Linked DNA regions of Homo sapiens: region 1 is linked to region 2. Evidence: chromatin contacts called from ENCODE Hi-C data. All regions are on one chromosome and are shown on one strand. The core of a region is the stretch at or near the end of the contact, and the rest is flanking DNA. Distances in the headings are between cores, read along the strand shown. Region 1 overlaps MAP3K5 (mitogen-activated protein kinase kinase kinase 5). Region 2 overlaps LOC101928277 (a long non-coding RNA gene).

Region 1 (3,654 bases), core at 1,112-3,611, 1.8 Mb before region 2:
CTTACTTTCTAGAAATCTTATTGCAGTGGCTGGGATTTTCAGAAAGCCATTATATAGTAAGTTGTGGGAATAGATGACAGCCTTTATTTCTGATTTTCATGGGAATACCTAGATGCACAAAGTTGGAAGTTGTTATGAAACATATATTCTCTATGTTAAGGAAATGCCCTTATATTTTTAATTTGAAGTTATTATTTTTTAATTTAAAATTTTTATTCTTCTTAGAGCTAGGGGTCTTGCTCTGTTGCCCAGGCTGGCCTCAAACTCCTGGCCTCAGGTGATACTCTCAACTCAGCCTCCTGAGTAGCTGAGATTACAGGTGCGTGCCACTGTGCCCAGCTCAGCAATTATTTTTAATGAGAAATGGATTGAGAATTTTAATTAATGTACTTGGAGCATGTTCGAGATGCTGATGAGTTTTTTCCATTGAGCTATCCTTGCATTCTGCAAATAAATTTTAAACTCACGATCTAGGTCTTATAACACTTGGTACATTTTGTTAGTTTTTCTTTCATATTTTTGTTTATAGCCATAAAGGAGTTTTAGACTAATCTAAATTTCGTTTTTGTGACATTGTCAAATTTTGATATCAAATTTCTACTACCTTGTTACTGGTCATCTTTGAGCCTTGGATGGATTTGCATCTGTGGTTATATTCCCCTTTGTTATATTTTCTATACCTTTTTTCTCTCTTTTGTTCTTGATTATACTTACCAGGGACTTACTAGATATCAGTTATTTAACTCTAAAACCCAGTTCTGGATTAACTAATAAGCTTACCTATTTATTTTTTAAAAATCTCGTTTTATATATGTTACTGCTATTTTTTAATGAATCTGTTTTTTTTTTTTTAATTTCCTTATTTGGAACCTTAGTTAACGTGTTTTAATGTTGAAATTTATGAGAGAGCATTAGCCCCTGCTTCCCACCGTTGCAAATTCTCCTCGGTTTCCAGTAATCACATGATCTCCTTCTTCTTTAAAAAAAATGCAGGTTTGGGCCAGGCATGGTGGCTCACACCTGTAATCCCAGCATTTTGGAAAGCCGAGGCAGGAGGATTATTTGAGGCCGGGAGTTTGAGTTCAACCTGGGAAACATAGGAAGACCCTGTCTCTAAAAAAATTTTTTAATTAGCTGGGCGTGATGCCACATGCCTGTAGTCCCAGTTACTAGGGAGACTGAGGTGGGAGGATCATTTGAGCCTAGGAGTTCAAGGCTGCAGTCAGCCATGATCATGTCACTGTACTCCAGTCTGGGTGACAGAGCAAGACCTTGTCTCTTAAAAACAGAAAAAGGAGGTTTGTTACATTTTATAAAACCACTTCCAGGTAGAGCTGCAAATTCAAAATTCAGTGATAAATGAAGAGAGAAAATCCCTATCGTTTCCTTATTTCCTCTTTTGAATACTAAGATAATTCAAACCAAAATGTGCTGATTGGGCATTATTTGGGTGTCATTCTTTGGGGGACTTTGTTTTCTGTTTGCAGATATTGCGGTGGTGGAGATGAGCGATGCCTTCCGGCAGCCGTCCTTGTTTTACCACCTTGGGGTGAGAGAAAGTTTCAGCATGGCCAACAACATCATCCTCTACTGTGATACTAACTCGGACTCTCTGCAGTCACTGAAGGTACCTCCCTTGTTTACTGAATGTTTCATTTTAACATCAGCATTTCAGGGATACCGGTTTGTCATCCAAACATTTTAAGTAGCTTTTATTTGTGAAAGACTTTTATATGTTTGGTTAGTATGCATCAATTACTTGTCAAATTGGGAGGTTTATCGAGAATTCACTGTAGAAATTTGATGACACGAGTAGGAAAAAAGTTCACACTGAGTTCTGAGTTTCAGTCATGGTTGTAGCGGAGGAGACTGTGTTAATAGGAAGTCATTAGCGCCGACGTGGAGAAGGGAGATTGCATAAGGTATGGTCAAGCCTCCATGCTTTGTCACTTTTGGGAGCTTCATGGTGCCCACCAGTCTCCCAACTAAAAGTACACTTCCTACTTGAAAGTGCTCTGAGAAATTCTGAGTATACCCAAATAGTTGCCTTCCTCTTTCACTAGGGTATGATTTAAACTAAGATGGGAGAAAAGGAGGAGAAACTTACTATGTTTGTCTACAAAATTCAACCTGTCTCGATGTCATTCTCTCCAGTAATAGGAGCTTACTGCTATAAAGGCATTTCCTCCATCCAAAGAAGTTTGCCTAAAATGCTTTTTGCAAGGCCAAGTGATTTTACACTGTGTGATTCTTTGAAAAGCATCCCACAGTTCAGTGAATCGCATGCTGAGCTTGCCATCATCCATTTCCTTTGTGAAACTTCCAGCTAGCTTCATGTGGCTTTTTCTCAGCTCTGTCTTCCAGTTCCCAAATCTGAGCCAACCTTGGGACATTGAGCTCTAGAATCCTTAACCATATTACTAATGACTTAGCAATTGTTATATGAGTATCTCTAACCCATATTTCATGCAAAAAAGTCAGTAGTATTTTGCATTCTGAGTATTTAAAGCATGTGTGGCTTTCTTTGAGAAATCTGCAGAACTTCATTGAGCAAACATACCTACTACATGCCAGGCATTGTGCTGGTGATTGACAGGTATATCCCTTTCCAGAATACTCTGAAACAGTTCTAAGAGATTTGCCCCTACTTGTCCTAAGTCTGTTTTTTTATCCTAGAGCAATCCTTTACCTGGAGCAATCCTTAAGCCCCTCCTTAATTTTCCTCCAGATTTACCCCTTTAATTAGTACATCATAAAATGTTGTAACTCATTTTTAATTAGACATTTTGATTTGCTGCTATTTGCAACCCATATTAGCATTTGATGAAGGAATTATTTTATTTAGCTCTTTTCATTTTTCTTTGGGTTAAGTTTATGTATGTATGTATTTATTTATTTATTTAGACAGGATCTCGCTCTCTCACCCAGGCTGGAATGCAGTGTCGTGATCACAGCTCACTGCAGCCATGACCTCCTGCGTTCAAGTGATCCTCCCTCCTCAGCCTCCTGAGTAGCTGGGACTACAGATGCATGCTACCTCACCCAGCTAATTTTTCTCTTTTTTGTAGAGATGGGGTTTTGCCATGTTGCCCAGGCTGGTCTTGAACTCCTGGGTTCAAGCGATTCTCCCACCTTGGCCTCCCAAAGGGTTGGGATTATAGGTGTGAGCTGCCACACCTAGATCACCTAGATAGATTAAGTTTATTTAAGCAGGCCCTATTATGTTGGAGATTTTTTACTTTCTACATTTTTTTGCTCTTGCTCCTGCTAGTATCTGGTGGTTTAATTTTGTGCCCATTCTTTCCTAGGGAAGTATTTTTAAATGAAGCAAACTTACATTTGAGAGAAAGAGATAAAGCTAATCTTACCACACATATGTCCGGGACAAATAAACTGGCTTATTGTTTTAAGCTAGCCTTTGTCTAGGAGTGTTATTGGCATTTGATTGAAGTAGTTCCTTAAAAAGGCTAATGATGTCTAAACTGTGCTCATTTATCTTGTACATATTATCTGCTTCTTATTGAGTATTCACTATGTGCTAGGTACCAAGTGCTTTATCTGCATACATTTTCAAATTCTTAAAGGAGAGGCTGGGTGTGGTAATCCCAGCACTTTGCGGAGCTGAGGCAGTTGGATCACTTGAGGCCAGGAGTT
Region 2 (3,545 bases), core at 241-2,740:
TGCAGTCCAACCTAGTACTGGCACCATATGGTTTGAAACCGGGTATGGACAAAGTAGCTAATGGGCTGAACTCAGGGCAGTGTGAATGGTGATGACCAAGGTGGTGACACCTATGGTAATCTGCACCAATAGCTGGGCAGTTTATTGAGGCTTAACCTTGTGGTTAACTACCTGCAAGTTACAGAAGTAGCTAGTTAGTCACCATTCCATGTGGGGCCAAGCCATAGGGAAAGACCTGAAGGAGGAAGGATGACCTTCTCCAACCACGTGTGGGGACAAAAGGTAACCTGTTGTTGCCTGCCCCAATGCCCCTAAAGGTAGGAAAATAAAAACCTGGCTTAATGTATAAAGCAGCATTGGGGTAACGTCACCTTGGGGTGGTTGCCCGCCATAACCTGGAGTTGTTGCTCCCTGTAGTACTGCTGTGGCCTCTGGATCCAGGGTTCTGCCCTGCAGGCATGTCTCCCACTAGAACTCCCTTGGCCTACAGGGTGGAATGTAAGGCCTATATGTCAGACCTGTGTGTCCAAAGCCTATGTCTCGCTCAGCCTAGGGGGTGGAGTGTAAGGAAAATGGATTTGCTGCAGTCAAGAATAGGCCAAAGGCCGGGCACGGTGGCTCACGCCTGTAATCCCAGCACTTTGGGAGGCCGAGGCGGGTGGATCATGAGGTCAGGAGATCGAGACCATCCTGGCTAACAAGGTGAAACCCCGTCTCTACTAAAAATACAAAAAATTAGCCGGGCGCGGTGGCGGGCGCCTGTAGTCCCAGCTACTCGGGAGGCTGAGGCAGGAGAATGGCGTGAACCCGGGAAGCGGAGCTTGCAGTGAGCCGAGATTGCGCCACTGCAGTCCGCAGTCCGGCCTGGGCGACAGAGCGAGACTCCGTCTCAAAAAAAAAAAAAAAAAAAAAAAAAAGAATAGGCCAAGGTAGATATCCAGTCCAGCATGACTGAGCAAGTTTGGAGCACAGGAGCACAACTCCACACATTATGTAATCACACCATGTGAGGCGCATTAGGTGATCACCCACATGAGCTTGTGCTTGGCTCGGACCCACTATTGTCTGTACAAGGTATAATTACCCTACTGATGCTGTACATACAGCTTGCACCTGGGCTCACTCGTGCCCAGAGGGAGAGTAAAGCCATGTCGAAACTGTCTACGATTCCTCGAGTGTTTTTCCAGCTACCCACCACTCACCCACTGACTCCCCTCAGACCTCAGTTAGAACCTGACACTGACTAAGACACAGTCATAGCTCAGAGGATGTTTGATTTCTTATCCTGGACACTGAAAGCAGTTACATGGATTCTAGCATACTTTGGCATAATTTCTCCTCCTGCATACCTTATGGGGTGAGGATATAGAATATGTCCCCGTTGCTAATCTCTAAGTGAACTCTGTACCTTTAAATCTTCATGGACAAGCATCCTTGTGGTTTTCACCAGGTGCACTCAATCTAGAACAGGAAGGAGTGTGGATGAAGTTTCTTGTGTTAAGCAATAACAGATGTATGTATCCAGTGCTGTGCCGGTCAATGTTTAAAGCTCAGCTCTGGTGGAGGTGGGGTCTAGGAAGCCCTGATTTGTAGCGTTTGCCATTTTCTGTGGTGTAAATATTTTTACCATGCTGATTTTAAACCAAAAGTGTAACATCATTGAACATACTTTGGGAAGAGATGCTACCCAGCTCTTGCAAGCTGATGCGAACTGGTTCCAGCACCTCCCAGTTTACACCCAGTTACAGACAGATTGGGATAAACACATTTATGTTACAGTGGGAATTTCATAGGTTAAAACATTACAGTAAAGAAGTTTGACGGGAAAGTCATTGTGGGGGTATTATTAGTCAGCAGGTGACTATAAATAGGAAGCACAGGTGTGTTTGTGTTCTCAGTGGAGGGCCCTGCTGCTGTTCACTCACTCCGGGTTTCAGATGCAAAGTGAAGGCAGCCTGGTGATCCTAGAATCCTGATACATTGTCACAGCGTCTGAACTATTGGATATGTTGGCTTACTATTTGCAAATAAAGCTTCAGTTATAGCTTGAAGCTTATTTTATCCTTTCTCAAATTAGTTTTATGTCGAATTAGCAACATAAGGTGAGAATGAAAAAATTAACTAAAAATGACAGAACAACTAACGTGGTTTCTTGTTTTCCTTCTTTTCTTCTTTTTTTTTGTTTTTTGTTTTATGTTGTTTTTGAGACAGTCTTGCTCTGTCTTTCAGGCTGGAATGCAGTGGTCCAATCTCGGCTTACTGCAACCTCTGCCTCCCAGGTTCAAGTGATTCTCCTGCCTCAGCCTCCTGAGTACCTGGGATTACAGGCTTGTGCCACCACGCCCCACTAATTTTTTTTTTGAAACAGTATCTCACTCTATTGCCCAGGCTGGAGTGCAGTGGCACGATCATGGTTCACTGCAACCTCCACCTCCTGGGCTCAAACGATTCTCATGCCTCAGCCTCACGAGTAGCTGGTACTAGAGGCGTGTGCCACCATGCCCGGCTAATTTTTTGTATTTTTAGTTGAGACGGGTTTTCACCATGTTGCCCAGGCTAGTCTCGAACTCCTGAGCTCAGGCAGTCTGCCCACCTCGGCATTCCAAAGTGCTAGGGCTACAGGCGTGAGCCACCATGCCCGGCCATAATTTTTGCATTTTTAGTAGACACGGGGTTTCACCATGTTGGCCAGGCTGGTCTTGAGCTCCTCACCTCAAGTGATCCACCTGCCTCAGCCTCCCGAAGTGCTAGGATTACAGGCATGAGCCACACCCCCGGCCAACTAACATGGTTTCATTGAAGTTCTCTGAATATACTCCTGAAATTTGACCAAAATCATATAACCAAATCTTGGCATCTAGAACCCAGGAGCTGGCCCGTAATACTTGAAAGAACAAAGTTTGAAGAGAGAAATATATAGAGATAATAAACAGCAGCTATTAAAGTTGTGGTACTTATAAGCCCCTAATGTGGGCTTTGATGAAAATATTAATAGTTTCTAAAAGTGGTTAGAGAAATTATGGAATGAAAGAAGTATCATAAATAAGTTATCATGGAAAACTAGTTAAATTGCAAATTAGTACCCAACTTCTTAAAATGGAATAAGTGCCAATCAAGATCCCTTATATATCTTTATTTTTCATTTAAAATTTTAATTTTATTTTTAAAAATTTTTGAGGTAGGGTCTCACTCTGTTGCCCAGGCTGGAGTACAGTGGTGGGATCATAGCTCACTGCAGCCTTGACTTCCTGGGCTCAAGCGATCCTCCCGCCTCAGCCTCCCAGGTAGCTGGGACTACAGCTACTACAGCTACCTGGGAGGCTGGTGATGCGCAGCTAATATATATATTTTATTTTGTAGAGATGGGGGTCTTGCCATGTTGTGTAGGCTGTTCTGGAACTTCTGGCCTCAAATGACTATCTTCCCGCCTAGGCCTCTTGAAGGCTGGGATTGCAGGCATGAGACACCATTCCTGGCCTTAAAAATTTTTTTGAACAATTATAAATTTTTAAACAAAGAATTTCAAAACACAGACATTATGTAGA

The links. Hi-C counts contacts between places; a loop is a spot of excess contacts on that map. Pooled maps may share reads with other maps.
Region 1: a map with no recorded cell type shows a loop between it and region 2 (16-fold over the local background). The contact joins two enhancer-like sites. A Hi-C loop is called at or near these places in 2 of 37 single-sample maps with no recorded cell type and 1 of 50 pooled maps.

The regions. Positions count from the first base shown.
Region 1 is chr6:136,718,423-136,722,076 of GRCh38, reverse strand. It overlaps MAP3K5 (mitogen-activated protein kinase kinase kinase 5), which reads left to right. Exons shown (of 30, transcript NM_005923.4): 2 at 1,488-1,627. Among named protein-coding and RNA genes, the nearest start is that of MAP3K5-AS2, 64 kb to the left of the region's middle. Within about 2 kb of position 2,361, at least 5 of the 41 ENCODE cell types and tissues checked have a DNase peak (open chromatin) inside an H3K27ac peak, as active enhancers do.
Region 2 is chr6:134,869,101-134,872,645 of GRCh38, reverse strand. The region is part of intron 2 of LOC101928277 (a long non-coding RNA gene); the gene reads left to right. Among named protein-coding and RNA genes, the nearest start is that of ALDH8A1, 79 kb to the left of the region's middle. Within about 2 kb of position 1,490, at least 3 of the 41 ENCODE cell types and tissues checked have a DNase peak (open chromatin) inside an H3K27ac peak, as active enhancers do.